2 separate regions of the Homo sapiens genome follow, and region 2 is linked to region 1. Evidence: chromatin contacts called from ENCODE Hi-C data. All regions are on one chromosome and are shown on one strand. Each heading gives the region's core, a stretch centred on a gene start or an enhancer-like site at or near the end of the contact. The rest is flanking DNA. Distances are from core to core; before and after follow the strand shown.

Evidence for each region. Hi-C counts contacts between places; a loop is a spot of excess contacts on that map. Pooled maps may share reads with other maps.
Region 2: a loop to region 1 is called in a map of aorta, with 9 times the contacts of the local background. The contact joins two enhancer-like sites. A Hi-C loop is called at or near these places in 8 of 168 maps with a recorded cell type or tissue (A673, HAP-1, adrenal gland and 5 more) and 4 of 50 pooled maps.

The regions. Positions count from the first base shown.
Region 1 is chr22:45,994,600-46,001,815 of GRCh38, forward strand. No RefSeq gene overlaps it. Among named protein-coding and RNA genes, the nearest start is that of WNT7B, 21 kb to the left of the region's middle. RefSeq lists enhancers at 580-1,498, 2,462-3,131, 6,435-6,604 and a silencer at 1,853-2,002. Within about 2 kb of position 1,305, at least 22 of the 41 ENCODE cell types and tissues checked have a DNase peak (open chromatin) inside an H3K27ac peak, as active enhancers do.
Region 2 is chr22:46,523,138-46,530,353 of GRCh38, forward strand. The region is part of intron 1 of CELSR1 (cadherin EGF LAG seven-pass G-type receptor 1); the gene reads right to left. Among named protein-coding and RNA genes, the nearest start is that of CELSR1, 11 kb to the right of the region's middle. RefSeq lists enhancers at 1-265, 5,079-5,580. Within about 2 kb of position 2,819, at least 3 of the 41 ENCODE cell types and tissues checked have a DNase peak (open chromatin) inside an H3K27ac peak, as active enhancers do.

The DNA.
Region 1 (7,216 bases), core at 55-2,554:
AAGCCAGCAAGGGGCCTGTGCCGGGCTGGAGTCCACATGTCCCTTGCAAAGGATGGCCTGGCTCCCTGTGAGAGGAGGACGCAGGGGCAGCTCTGAGGTGAGGCTGGTGATATCCAGGGCCTCGGGGCACAAAAGCTCCTTCCTGGGACCCCGCCGACCCCATTTCCACCTCCTGACCAGACCCCGAAGATCGAGCCTGAACGCGGGGCCTCCCGGTCCCAGGATCCACTGCACGATGGGGCAGTGACACCAGCGCCTCCTGAGAAACTGGAGGTCTTTCCCCCAGGCCCCCAGGATTCACGTAGCTCTTCATCCCCAGCCAGTCCCTGGCCTCTGGCCCTTCACCCTGTCCTTAACCTTGGGGTCGGCTCTGGTTCCTCCGCCTCATCCCTGACAATGCCCAGCATGCCCACCAGAGGGCGCTCAAGGGCAGGGAAAGGACCTGGTTTGTGCCAGGCCTTGGCATGGGAGCCGAGACTCCTGGGACAAGGGGAGTCTGTCCCGCCCGTGGGAGACACAGGGCAGGAGAGTGCGGGATCTGGATTCCCAAAGACCCAGCTTCCAAGCCACTAGGCCGTATGACTCTGGCAAGTCCCTCGCCCCTCCGTAGTACTGCCTGCCTGGGGGGCTTCAAGGAGGGCCCGGTAGGACCGGGGGACACTTGGCTGCACCTCTATCCCATGTGGGGAGACTGAGGCCAGGTGGGGACATGGTGTCTGGGGCCTTTGCTGTCCCCATGAGAAGTAGGGTGAGTTTTTGAATCTGCAGTCCCCAGGGGGCTGAGGGGTCTGCAGGTCCCAGAAGCACCCCCTTGGCCGCCCAGGACACACAGCACACCGCAGCAGCCAGGCCCAGCCCCGAGGTGGCGAGAGAGGAGGTGTGGACAGGCCCTGTTCTGTTCCTCCATCCCCCTGGGTGCACGCCGGGACTGTTTCTCCTCAGCTTCTGTGAGCGGTGAGGAACCTCAGGGTGCAAGTGTCTGGTGTGTCCCTGTGGCCGCTTCTCCCGACTTACACGCAGGAGGGGACCTGTTCCTGTCCATGCCATGGTGGCTCTGGCTCTCTCTTCGGTGTCCACAGTGGCTGCACCATTTCACCTTCCCACCAGCAAGCGTGTGCACAGGCTCCAATCTCTCCACGCCCTCCCCTGCTCTCTCCGGCTGTGTGATTCTTCACTGTGGTTGCTGTCACAGCATCAGTGACAGTGAGTCGGTGCCGCACTGTGCTCCGTTCCTTCTCACGGCTGATTCCCACCCTGTTCTCTTCCCCCCCGGGAGCTCACGCTCAGGAGGGAGAGGGCTCCGGAAGCCACAGCCCCGCACCATGAGTGGCCAGGGCGAGGGAGCGGTGGGCCAGCAGGCAGGGGCGAGCTCGATGCCTCAAGGAAGGCTCCAGAGTTCACTCATTCCATGAGTGTCAACCAACAAGCAGCTCCCTGCGGGCCTTATGTGCCAGGCCTGGGCTGAGAGGCTCTGAAGTTACCAAAATCAGCACCAAAGTGTAGCAGTCCCCCTCAGTCCATGAATTGCTAAATCAAGCTCAGAGTCTAGCGGGAGAGACAGACCGGTCGGCCAGACAGACAGACAGACAGACCACCCTCCTCCAAGCTGGAAGGCACCTGATGCAACAGGGAGCGCCGAAGGCAGATCAGGGAGGGCTTCCCTGAGGCGATGCCACTTGGCTGAGTCTGAGAGGCGAGGAGGGGATAGCTGGGCCCTGGGAACCACCTGCGGGCCCAGGGTAAGTTCCACGTAACGCCCCGGGGGTGACACTTGGGTCAAAAGGAGGTCAGCAGCAGGCAGGGCTGGGCCTGAGGCCTGGGACAGAGCTGAGTCCTGGCCTATGGCAGTGGGGCCAGGGCAGGCACCAGGACCTCCAGGGTGCCCCGGTCCAGGGAAGGGACCTCCAGGGTGCCCCGGTCCAAGGAGGGGACCTCCAGGGTGCTCCGGTCCAGGGAGGGGACCTCCAGGCCATCCCAGTCCAGGGAGGAGAGCTCCAGGCCGCCCCCATCCAGGGAGGGCTGCTTGACTCTGGTCTCTGCTCCCTGCGCTGACTCAGAGGGCCGGTTCCGCTTTGTGGAGCTCAGTGGGGCCGCCCTCCTGCTCCACGGCCTGGTGGCCGGCTGTGGTCTATGCTGAGGAAGGGGAAGCCCAGGTCCATGCTGCCTGCCCAGGACCTCTCTGCAGAGCCTGCCTCTTCTCTTGGCCCAGGTCTGGCATCGGGGTGGGCTCCTGCAGCGGCCCCGCCCGTCCGGAGTATTTCCAGGGCCAGGGAGACGGGCAAGCACACAGGCACGTTGCGATGGGTGATGGAGGGGCGTGCAGGCGATGGAGGGGTGTGCAGGCGATGGAGGGGCCCACGCCACGTGGGTAGGCAGGGCCTGGGAGAAAGGGTGCCCAGGGACCACAGGAGCTGAGCCCTGAGGGTTCAGGGGAGAGTGCCAGGAGGGGGAGTAGGCAGGAGAGGAGGAACAAGAATGACTGAGGGGACCTCAGGACCCAGACAGGAAATCATAGCACAGGTCAGGGCCCATGTCTGGGGAGAGGGGACAGGAAGGGCTCTAAGGCAAGGATGGAGAGGCAGGCAGGCCACGGGAGGCCTCTGGACTGAGACCCAGATGCAGCAGGCTTGAGGGACCTCAAGAGAGGGCACTGCAGGCAGGGGCCCAGCCGTGCAAAGGCCCTGTGGCAGGAGGGCTGAGGTGCCACCCACACAGCCCGAGGGCAAGGGCTGCAGGAGAAGGGAGAGATGAGGTAGAGATTTTCCCAGGGCCATCCCTCCCAACTCGACCCCCTCCCCAACGGGGTCCCAGGGCCCTGCCATTTTAAGCCTGAAAGAAACCAGTTTGACTCAAACTGGAGGCATCTCCTCTGGGAATCTACAGCCCTAAATCACAGCGCCTGGGCAGCGAGTTCACTTCAGGACACACTGGTCTTCTGAGTTCTGTCTTCCTGTGTAGCTGGGGGGGATGGACAGCCCTGGCCCCGGGCCACTGTTCCCCGCCAGCGCATTGTCTGCCAGGCCAGCGGCGGAAGCAGCAGCTGCTGGGGCAGGCGGAGCCTGCTGGAGGAAGCCAGGGCCCCCCTAACCCCCGCCCTCCGCTGTCTCCACTTGCCCCACCCCCTCCACCACTGGAACCTGGGGGACAGAGGCTGGGCATGGAGACCCGCCCTGCCTCCAGCACGGGCCCCCCCAACGCTGGCCAGAACCCTCCCTGTCCTTCCACCCACCCAACTCAGCCCAGTCCCCTGTAGACTCTCAGGACCATCTGGTTTTCCAGCTTGTGGGTGACTGACCCACAGTTGCCCTGACTAGATGTCGGCCACCTCTCCGCCCAGAGGGAGGGGAAGAGAGAAAAGCCAAAGCCTAGTTTACAAGGGAAGTGACTCCAGGCCTGGTTGCCTCCTCCTCCCCAAAGAAAAAGAGTTCAGCTACTGGCCCTGTGGGAATCTGGACCCCAGACCTCAGGGGCAGGGACTGGGGGGATGCAGAGGTCAAACCTGGGAACCTGTAATGGTTCCCTGGTCCCAACGGCACCTGCCCTGAGCTGAGCCCTGAGCCTGACTCTACAGTCCCAACCCACCACCCTGTGCCTCCTACCCCTCCCCAACCCCAACTCTCGAAGCCAGGGTCACCGGACACTTCCCTCATCCTTTGAGGAAAGATGGTGAAGCCTCAGAGGCGGGAAATGGATTCAATTGTCCACAGCTGAATGTGTATGATCCTGTTCAGGTGTGAAAACTGAGTCAGTTCAGTGCCCGGTGGCACCTGACATTCACAGCATCCCTGTTGGAGTGCCCGCCTTGGACGCCATCTGTCCAGGCAGGTGTCCTCTGCGGGCTCTTGTTCCAGGCTGGCACGGCTGCCAAGTCCCCTTAATGGGCCAAGTCCCTCTGGATCACCCAACGCCTGGGTCACTGCTCCTGCGGCCACTCCTGGACCTGCCGCTCCTCATCCCCACCCCTCACCAGGGCCCAGCTGTGCACCTGTGCACAGCTCCCGCTGGCTGAGTTCCCCCAGGCAGTGGGCACAGGCCAGCCCTGCCCGGCCCGCAGAGCCCACCCTCTCCTGTCCTGAGGATCTGAGAGCCCTCTTAGCCTGGTCCCTTCCCCAGGGCTGGCAGCAGTGCCCCCCCAGGGGCCCTGGCTCTTTGTCTCCTCAGGGACATTGTTTGGAACGTAGACTCCTGTTGGCCAGGGATCTGGTTTCTAGACTCTTCTTTTGCTGTTTTCCTTCAAACGTTAGCCACGCTTTTCAAAGTATACTTTAACCTCAGACGCTGGCCGGCATCTCCATCGTCCCTTGCTGGGTACTGCCCTTGACCGTGCAGCTGCCTGGGGCTGGAGGAGGTGCAACCTTGGGGAGAAAGTCACATCCCTTCACCAGGCAAGGACAGCCAAGCCCACTGCCAGAGGAGTCATTGGGTTCAAGTAAATAATCAAATTGGAACTGTGTGTTCAATGTAAGCATCAGAGAGCCTGCTGTGCACCCTCCCCCCCATAACCTTCTGTGGCTCCCTGTCGCCTCCCTGAAGGCCTTGCTCTTCAGCACAGCACACTTGAGCCTCTGGGTCTTATTTCTCCCCTGTTCCCCCTCCTCAGGCACATGGGAGCCATGCCTCGTGCCTTTGTCATGTGGGCCCCTCTGCCCGATCGGCACAGGCTCACAGGGCCAGGTTCAAAGGACCTTCTAGACTCTTTGGCTTCAGAGGGGCTGTCCACACACCTGGCCAAACTGCTCCTCACAGCCACCTTTCCATCTGCTCTCCCCTGCCTTCCTTGCCCTGGCTAACCCTACTCAGCCCTCAGGTCTCACCACCTCCTCCGGGCAGCCTCTCCTGACAGCCTCCACCAGCCCCCAGACTCCCACAGCCCCCAGACTCCCGCAGAGGCCTGAGGTGCCATCTAGGGGCATTGTCCAATGACAGGGGACAGCTCAGAGGTGGGGGGATGTTCTGTATGCACTCCCTGCCTGCTGAGCTCAGGAGCCTGGGGGCCAGGCAGTTGGAGAAGCAGACAAGCAAATCAACAGCAGAAATAGAAATGACACTGACAGCTACCACCTGGCACCTGCCTTAGAAAATGCATTGAGCACAAAGGAAACAGACGTGCAGGCGGCCAGGCGACATTGACACTGCGTGGAGTAGGGGACAGGGATTCAAAGCCCAGGCTCCGGTGGGCGCGTCCCAGGCACCTGCTGCCGCGCTTCCCAGAGAGTGAAATTCGCCACTGTGGGGTGGGGGCATCTTAAGGGTTGTAGAAACCAAGGAGCTCAAAGGAAGGAGCCAGGGGTCGCCTTGTCCAGAAGGGATTTGGGGGTGCAGCAAAGATGCCGCAGAACATCAGAACATGTATTTAAAAGTAGAGGTGAAAGACCAAGGGAACGGGGAGAGAAGGTAGGTCTAAGTGGAGGCAGAGATAGGCCCACGGCTTTGGCTCCAAGCTTCCCAGTGGCAGAGGCAAAAAGGGAAAGGGGCAGTTTACACAAATTACTATTCTATGGGTACAATTAAAAGGCACCACATCCTACTCCTGATGCTTCCCTTCCATGGCGGACTGGGGATGGCACAGGAAAAGAGCGTGTGGAATTCCTTCCCATCCTGTACATGTTCGGAGCATTGCACTCTCCCGGGCTCTGGGGCTTCCAGGTGAAACAGCCCCTACCTGCCAGGCCCTCAGCCCGTACCTGTGACAGCCCCCTGCTTCGTCCTCACAACAGCCTGGGCACTTGAGGTTGGGGTCTCAGCTGTCACTCTTCCAACCCTATAAATGAGGAGGTGGAAGGAAAGAAGCCAGCACTTCATGAGGACATGGTGGTCTGTCTGCCCATGATGCAGACGCCGGCTTTGTGCAGGGACCCCATTCCTCAGCCCCACATGTGTGCACCTCTTTGGCCGGACCTGTCCTCCCATCCAGGTGCCTCCCAGATGAGGGGCCTGTGCTGAGGGACTTGGTTTTGTGTCTAGTGGCTGCTCCTAGCACCCTCACCTCTGTCCTCACCCAACCACTGGCCAGCTGGGCTCCTGCCTCCCTGCAGGTAGGGCAGGTGCGGAGGGAGCACAGCCCTGAGCATCCAGTCTTTTCAGTCTGGCCAACCCCCAACCCAGTGGCTCTGAAGGTGCCTGGAGAACCAACAGCTCAGGACCCCGCTGGGCAGACCAGGCCTCTCACGTGGCTGTAAGAGAAAGTTCCTCCACCCCACCCTACCCCTCGATGTCTCCTGCCCCTTCCACCCTGGGCAGATGATGGCTCCATACAGGCCAAGCCTGGATGCAGGTGGATCCAGGCCAAGGACACGGGGGTCCCCTGGAGTGAGCACAGATGGTGGCATTCGTTTGACCTGCTGTGGCCTCTAGAGCCCCGAGCCACGTGGGCCAGAAGGTGCAAGAGTGTTCAGGGGAGACCAGGGAAGCCTTGGGGCTTCTCCAGTTACCCCAAAACATAGACACTGACAACAGCCACTTTCTTATGCTCCATGGGTCATAGTGGGAGTGCCTGGTTTCTGTTCCCCCCAGTGGGGGCCTCAGCTAGAGGGAGCTCCAGGGCTGGGCCAGAATCAAGGTTTCCTCACTTGGTATCATCTGAGCTCCACCAGCCAGCACCCCTGGAGAGCCAGGCAGATGCAGGGGCTTTCCCAGCCCAGCCCAGTGCTCACATGGCACCTCCACCACCCACTCACGGGGTGGTCACAGGCCCAGTTGACCCAGGGGAGAAGCATTAGCACCACCCTGGATGGGGCATGGTGTGGCTCTAGGAGACGCCTTGGATGGGAGATCCAGCCCTTCCACAGCATCCTCCACTCCTGTATCAGGAAATCCGCCCTTTGCCCTGGCAGCTTTGCCTGTCCCTCACTGGAACATGCTCCAGCCACCAGGCTTGCATCTTCAGAGCCCCGCTGCCGCTTTTCTCTATGCCTTCCCAGCCCCTCACTGCACCTGCTCCAGCTGGCCCAGAGGCCGACCCTGTGGGCACGTTTGCCAGCTCCCTGTGCTGGGACCTGTCCGTGGCCTCTGCCGGCGCGAGGCACTGGCAGGAGGCCTAAGGGTCCCTGCCACCAGTGGCTGCAGCTACCTCCCCGTTTGGCCACCAGCCCCAGAGAACGGCTCCTTCCCTCCTAGCTTTTCCTGAGCTGGGCCCACGCCTTTGTCCTGTTTTTAAACGCTCCTCAAGTGGCCCAAATTAAGGGGCCACACTATCTGCTTCCCCCAGGGAGCCAAG
Region 2 (7,216 bases), core at 1,569-4,068, 530 kb after region 1:
ACTTTAACCAAGTGTCATTTAGATTAGATATGAACAAAAATCCTAAAAAATATTTAAAAGAAGATACAAAACTGTGAATAAAAACAGACTATTAAGAAAGAAAAATCTTAGCCTGGTGCAGTGGCTGATGCCTGTAATCCCAGCACTTTGGGAGGCCAAGGCGGACGGTTCAGCTGAGGTCAGGAGCTCGAGACCAGCCTGGCCAAAGTGGTGAAACCCCATCTCTACTAAAAATACAAAAATTAGCTGGGTGTGGTAGCGGGCACCTGTAGTCCAGATACCCAAGGGGCAGAGGCACGAGAATCGCTTGAACTTGTGAGGCGGAGGTTGCAGTGGGCTGAGATTGCACCACTGCACTCCAGCCTGGGTGCCAGAGTGAGACTCTGTCTCAAATAAATAAATAAATAAATAAATAAATAAATAAAATAAAAAGAAAGAAAAATCTTGATGGGTGGATGGATAGTTGGAAGGAGGGAGGGAGGGAAGAATACAGGGCAGGAGAAAGGCGACTCCCCGGCTAGTACAATGCAGCTTCTCTGAGCTGGAAGGCCCCTCAACAGGTGCGTCAGCCCCTGCTCTGAGCAGGCTCCTCATCTGGTATCTCCCTCCCCAGGCTCCCCAAATAAGAGCCTCCAGCTCTGACCAGTGACATGCCTGCCTCCCTGCACCTGGTGCCCACCAGTCCTTCACTCTACAGCTTCTTGTGACAGCTCTACCATAAGAGACCCCACAAGGACCCAGAGAAGGCTCCAAGGAGCCCCTTCTCCAGCCTCAGCCCCTCCCACAGTCCTGCAGCACGGCTGCCACTGTCGCCCACCCCCACAATCAGGCACCATGTGCAGGTAACTCTCAGCCGTCCCGTTTCAGGCAACGCAGTCACTTGCACTGAGCTTCCGTCCTCAGAAACCTCCAGCTCTGTGCCCCAGGGCCTCGCCACTGACAGACAGAGGGGACCGAAGATGGCTGTCAGCACCACGATTAGAGCACACAGACCCCAGAGTCTGCGCCTGGCTCTTCCTGTCGCTACAAGCTCTCTAGCCTCAGTTTCTCTGCCCTTACCATGGGGATCCTGTAAGATTTCACTGAGACGATGCAGGCACAGACTGAACAGGCACCGCGGTGGTGGGAAGCACACAGACCCAGGCGGTCCCGCGCCCACTTCTCAATCACCCCTGCTCTGGGCCAGCCTCCTTGCTACATGATTCCCCTCTTACAGGCCTGCCCCCTGTGCTTGGGACACGCGTAAGCCTCCAAACAAGGCCCGCAGCTCTGAGGGACACATCCTGTCCCCTGCACAATCCCCATGACAACTGGAAGGGGCGAAGTCGGTGTGTCGGGCGGCTGGAAGGAAAGGTGTTACCCCACACGATGACCTTGAAAACGGCCCCCACCCCCGTTGTGTGCGTGTGTGTGTGTGTGTGTGTGTGTGTGTGTCTGTCTGTCTGTGTGTTTTGTTTGCTTTTTAAGAGCCCCTGGCCTTCATCCAGGACAAGAGAACAGGCGCTAGAGGGATGACCCCACTAAAAGGCTGCTGTGGGGCTTTTCCCAGCTATGGAATGTTCACGCCCAAAAGGGGGACCTGATTACTAAGGTATCCACAAGTCCTTACCCGAAGCAAAAGCCTAAGAATTCAGTCACTGGTGTTTTCCTGAAAAATGCCCATCCCTTCACCAGGGCGAGTCCCTCAGCACGTGTGGGAGGAAACGAAAACGGCTCCTGGGGGCTGTCCGTGCTTCTGCGCAGCTCCCCTTGTACCCCAAGTAAAGGCACTGGGCCCTCCACCTGGCAGGCAGCCCCCTCCCCTCACCCCTCCGAGGGTCCCCTCCGGCTCATTCCAGAAATAATCCACACCGCCTACCAGGCCCCAGGTCCACAGGCTTCAGGACAGGGAAGCCCAGGGGCCTCCAAGAGGAGCGGCCACTACTGCAAGACTGGCCTCTGGACCCTCATGGCTTGAACTTCCACCTGAATTTCCTCCCAAAACAAGCAAGAGGAAGGCTGGGTCACTGAATTAAAGAGGGTCGTTTACGGCTGGGCGTGGTGGCTCACGCCTATAATCCCAACACTTTGGGAGGCCGAAGCGGGCAGATCACCTGAGGTCGGGAGTTCAAGACCAGCCTGACCAACACGGAGAAAGCCCCATGTCTACTAAAAATACAAAATTAGCCGGGTGTGGTGGTGCGCGCCTGTCATCTCCGCTACTCGGGAGGCTGAGGCAGGACAATCGCTTGAACCCAGGGGACAGAGGTTGCAGTGAGCTGAGATCGCACCATTGCACTCCAGCCTGGGCAACAAAAGCAAAACTCTGTCTCAAAAAAAAAAAAAAGAGGGTTGTTTACTACAACCCCTCCCAGCATTAAGGAATTTCATTCTAGGGAATTTGGGGCATTTATATGAACCCGTGTGTTCAGGTTACAGGAAAAGAAGAAAAAATTAGAAAACGATTTCCCCCAAGGCTGTGAACTGAAGAAATCACACCAAACTCAGGACTGCTTTCTACATGCTGCACCCAGAAGATAACATCTAATTCTGTTTGAATCCAAGTGCTGGCAGGGATGAGCCCCGTGGCACCGGGCCACAGGCCACACCCCAGCTAAGGTGGCCGCTGCCAGGGGCCCCAGACCCCATCTACCCACCTATCCCCTTCCTCAACAGGTTCTGCTATCGGGTTTCAAAATGTGCAGGCACAGGCACCAGCCCAAACCCAAGGGGACCCTTCAGCAGCGACACTGGGGCCAGCGTGGGGTTCTGGCACGCCCAGCAACATGGGCCCGCTCCAGGCGTGGCCAGCACCGCCCCTCCTGCCGGCTCCTGCCCAGGGCTTTGGGAACTTGCCCGGAGTTTCACCTGCCTGCTACTTCACCTAGACTTTTAAAAATGGTCTCTCAACACCCTGGTCGGTACATGGGGCCAGACATAGACCTCTTGTCCCCGGGCAGCTGGTGCTGAGGTGGGCGCCCTGCCCTGGTGAGTCCATGTCCCGTGGACCTGTGGCCCCTTCCATTCTCCCAGGCCCCTTTTTCCCGTCCGCCTCCTGCTCCTCCATTCCCTCCAGGTCTGATGACTCAGAGAGAGGCAGAAGTTACTGTCCTGGCAAACCCGTCTACGAAGCTTGGCCACAGTAGCCCTTTGGGAGACAATGAGGAAGACCTGACACTGCCCACTCCCAAAGCCCCTGAGACGGGCCAGTGCCACGCTAGGCTGCAGGACAGCTAGGTGCTGTGCGTAACCCGCCAACTCTGCTGGGCCTTTAGCTCAGCCTTGTGCAGGCCTGTCCCCATGACACCCTGCCTTCCCTCTGAGGCTGGGTCCTGTTCCCATCCCACTCATGCCAGCAACCTTGTCATTTGCTTCTCAGAGGCACCCCCAAACCACTCCACTCAGATCTCACAGAGGCCACCAAGGACCTGCCCTTGGCTAACCCATCACATCTCTGTCCCCAGGCTCTCCAACCGCCAGACGGCATCCATCACGGATGACCCCCTCGGAGACACTCGCCCTCCCTCAGCCTCCAGGGCCTGCACCCGTGGGCCCTCCCCTGCACGTGGTTATTCCTGCTCCAGCTCCCAAGCAGACTGTTCCCCACCCAGGAGGCTATTCGGGCCATGGCTCCTCAAGGCTGGGCCTGGGTCCCCTCCTAACTGCCAGCACCCTCACTTCTGTGTCCATAACCTGAGCTGGTCTCCCCAGTCTGGACCTGCACACACAATCAACTTCAGGACACTCTCAAAGACGCCCAGCCACACGGGGCCAAAAATGGCCTCACGTCTTCTCACCAAAGCCGATTCCCGGTAAGGACTCTGGCTCAGGGAACGAACCTCTCTCAGTTTCACTCTCATCCTCCCAGAGCCAGTTTTTTCTGGAAGGCACAGACAGGGAACATGCCTTAGGAGCTGCCCGGTCCAGGTTCAAATCCCACTGCTGCCATCACAAGCTGGTGCCCTGGGAGCCCTGTCCTTGGTTTGCTCATCTCTAGGATGGAGGTGGCGACGGTACTTTCCATACCACAGTGTGGCGGCTGGAAAACTGCAAGCGATGGGGCCTGCAGAGCCTGGGAGGGTTCCCGGCACATGGAGCACATCGGCTGAGATGTGTCTGACCATCTAAGCTGGCAAAGCCCTCCTCAGCCACCCCCATGCTGGAGCAAGCATGATGTCCCCAGCTTCCCTCCCCTCCACTCTCACCGCCCAGCAGCTGGGACATGGGACCCAGCTCTTGCCTAAATCCTCCCGAGGGGGCCCACCAAACCCTCCACAGTCAGCCCTCTCTCGACCCGGGGGATCCATCTGACTCCCGGTCTCCCTGCCCATCACACACTGCACACGTCCAGGGGGGTAGAGAAGAGTCCCAGCCCGCCCTTGCCTGCACCTGGTGTCACCACTCTACCCCTGAGCTCAGCCCCCTTGCTCATCGGATGGTCCATCTCCACCCAGCCGCAGAAGTCAGGACCACACTGGCTCTCCCGGCTTTCGCACACAGCAGGTGCTCAATAAACAAACCAACACTCCTTATTTCTGAGGCAGTGTTTCTCAAGGTATGAGCAAGCCACTGTCTCCAGACTTATCAGAGCTCTGAAATGGTTAACTCATTGCCAAAAGCACTGAACTCTCCTGGGAAGGTTTGACACTGGCAGAATCCTGCTTGGCCACTGAAGCAATTTAAGATGGTCCGACCCAGGCTGGGAGCGGTGGCTCACGCCTGTAATCCCAGCATTTTGGGAGGCTGAGGCGGGCGGATAGCCTGAGGTCAGGAGTTGGAGACCAGCCTGGCCAGCATGGTGAAACCCCATCTCTACAAAAATACAAAAATTAGCCAGGCATGATGGCGGGTACCTATAATCCCAGCTACTTGGGAAGCTGAGGCAGCTGAGGCAGGAGAATCACTTGAACCCGGGAGGCAGAGGTTGCAGTGAGCCAAATCATGCCATTGCACTCCAGCCTGGGAGACAGAGCAAGACTGTCTCAAAAAAAAAAAAAAAAAGGTCCGATCCTTCCCTACCCTGTGAGTTCCAGAAAAGCACGCTGCCATGCATCCAGACAATGCCTGAACAGTAGCCCGCCCCTACTTCCTTCTTTGCAATCGTCTGTTTAAAAGCCACTGCAATATCCTGTATTTAACTAGGCAAACACTTAGGGAAGCTTTATCAAGCCTAGACGACTTTATACCATCCACTCTCCACCAAAGTCAACGGCGAGAAGGTTACTCAATCCTGTTATTTCACCGAGTTTCAGTATTTTCTGACATGCCTGAATGACTCATCCGCCAATCATTCTCACCCACAAACGCCACTTTCCTACATCCATGGGTCTGCAACACACACAGCAGGAGAGGCAGGGACATCGCCTTTCTCCCAAGCTCCGCATTCTGCAACAAGAGGCCTACAGCCCTGCACCCACGGACACACACTCAAAGTGAATTAAAAATGACGTGGCCCGGCCACAGATGACTGGAGAAAAGAAATGTGGTACATATATACCATGGTGTACTATTCCACTATAAAAAAGAATGAGGCCAGACGCGGTGGCTCACGCCTGTAATCCCAGCACTTTGGGAGGCTGAGGCGGGCGGATCACGAGGTCAGGAGATCGAGGCCATCCTGGTTAACACGGTGAAACCCTGTCTCTACTAAAAATACAAAAAAATCAGCCGGGCGTGGTGGCGGGCGCCTGTAGTCCCAGCTACTCGGGAGGCTGAGGCAGGAGAACGGCGTGAACCCGGGAGGCGGAGCTTGCAGTGAGCTGAGATCGCGCCACTGCACTCCAGCCTGGGCGACAGAGCGAGACTCTGTCTCAAAATAAAATAAAATAAAATAAAATAAAATAAAAATAAAAAAGAATGAGATCCTGGGCCGGGCACAGTGGCTCACGCCTATAATCCCACCACTTTGGGAGGCCAAGGCAGGTGGATCACGAGGTCAGGAGATCGACACCATCTTGGCTAACACGGTGAAACCCCGTCTCTACTAAAAATACAAAAAAATTAGCTGGGTGTGGTGGCGGGTACCTGTAGTCCCAGCTACTCAGGAGGCTGAGGCAGGAGAATGGTGTGAACCCAGGAGGCGGAGCTTGCAGTGAGCCGAGATGGTGCCACTGCACTCCAGCCTGGGCAGCAGAGTGAGACTCCATTTCAAAAAAAAAAAAGAATGAGATCCTGTCATTTGCAACAACCTGGATGGAACTGGAGGTCATTATGTTAAGTGAAATAAGCCAGGCACAGAAAAACAAATATCCCACGTTCACACTTGCTTGTGAGATCTAAAAATCAAAGCAATTGAACTCATGGGGACAGAGAATAGAAGAATGGTTACCAGAAGCTGGGAAGGGGGTAGCAGGAGGAAGGTGGATGGTCAATGGGTACAAAAAAATAGCTAAAAAAATGAATAAGGCCAGGCACAGTGGCTCACGCCTGTAATCCCAGCCCTTTGGGAGGCCAAGGCAGGCAGATCACTTGAGGTCAGGAGTTCGAGACCAGCCTGGCCAACATGGTGAAACCTTGTCTCTAAGAAACATACAAAAATTAGCTGGGTGTGGTGGCGTGCACCTGTAATCCAATGTACTCAGGAGGCTGAGGTAGGATAATCACTTGAACCCAGGAGGTAGAGGTTGCAGTGAGCCGAGATCATGTCACTGCACTCTAGGCTGGGAGATACAGTGAGACTCCATCTCAAAAAAAAAAAAAGAATAAGACCTAGTATTTAGCCCAACAGTGAGACTACAGTCAATAATAATTTAATTGTACATTCAAAAATAACTAAAAGAGTATAATTGGACTGTTTATAACACAAAGGATAAATGCTTGAGGGGATGGAGACCCCATTCTCCATGATGTGATCATTACACATTGCATGCCTGTGCCAGAATATCTCATGTACCTCATAAATACATACATCTAACCAGGCACAGTGGCTCATGCCTATAATTTCAGCACTTTGGGAGGCCAAGGCAGATGGATCACTTGAGCTCAGAGGTTGGAGACCAGACTGAATAACATAGTGAGACCTTGTCTCTATTACAAATAATTAAAAAAAAAATCAGCCAGGTGTGGTGGTGCAATGAGCTGAGATCAAGGCTGACATGAATCGTGATCATGCCACTGCACTCCAGCTGGGGCAAGAGAGCAAGACCCTGTCTCATACACACACACACACATATATATATACACACACATAAATTTGTGTATATAATTTATATATAATTCATTATAACATATATTATAT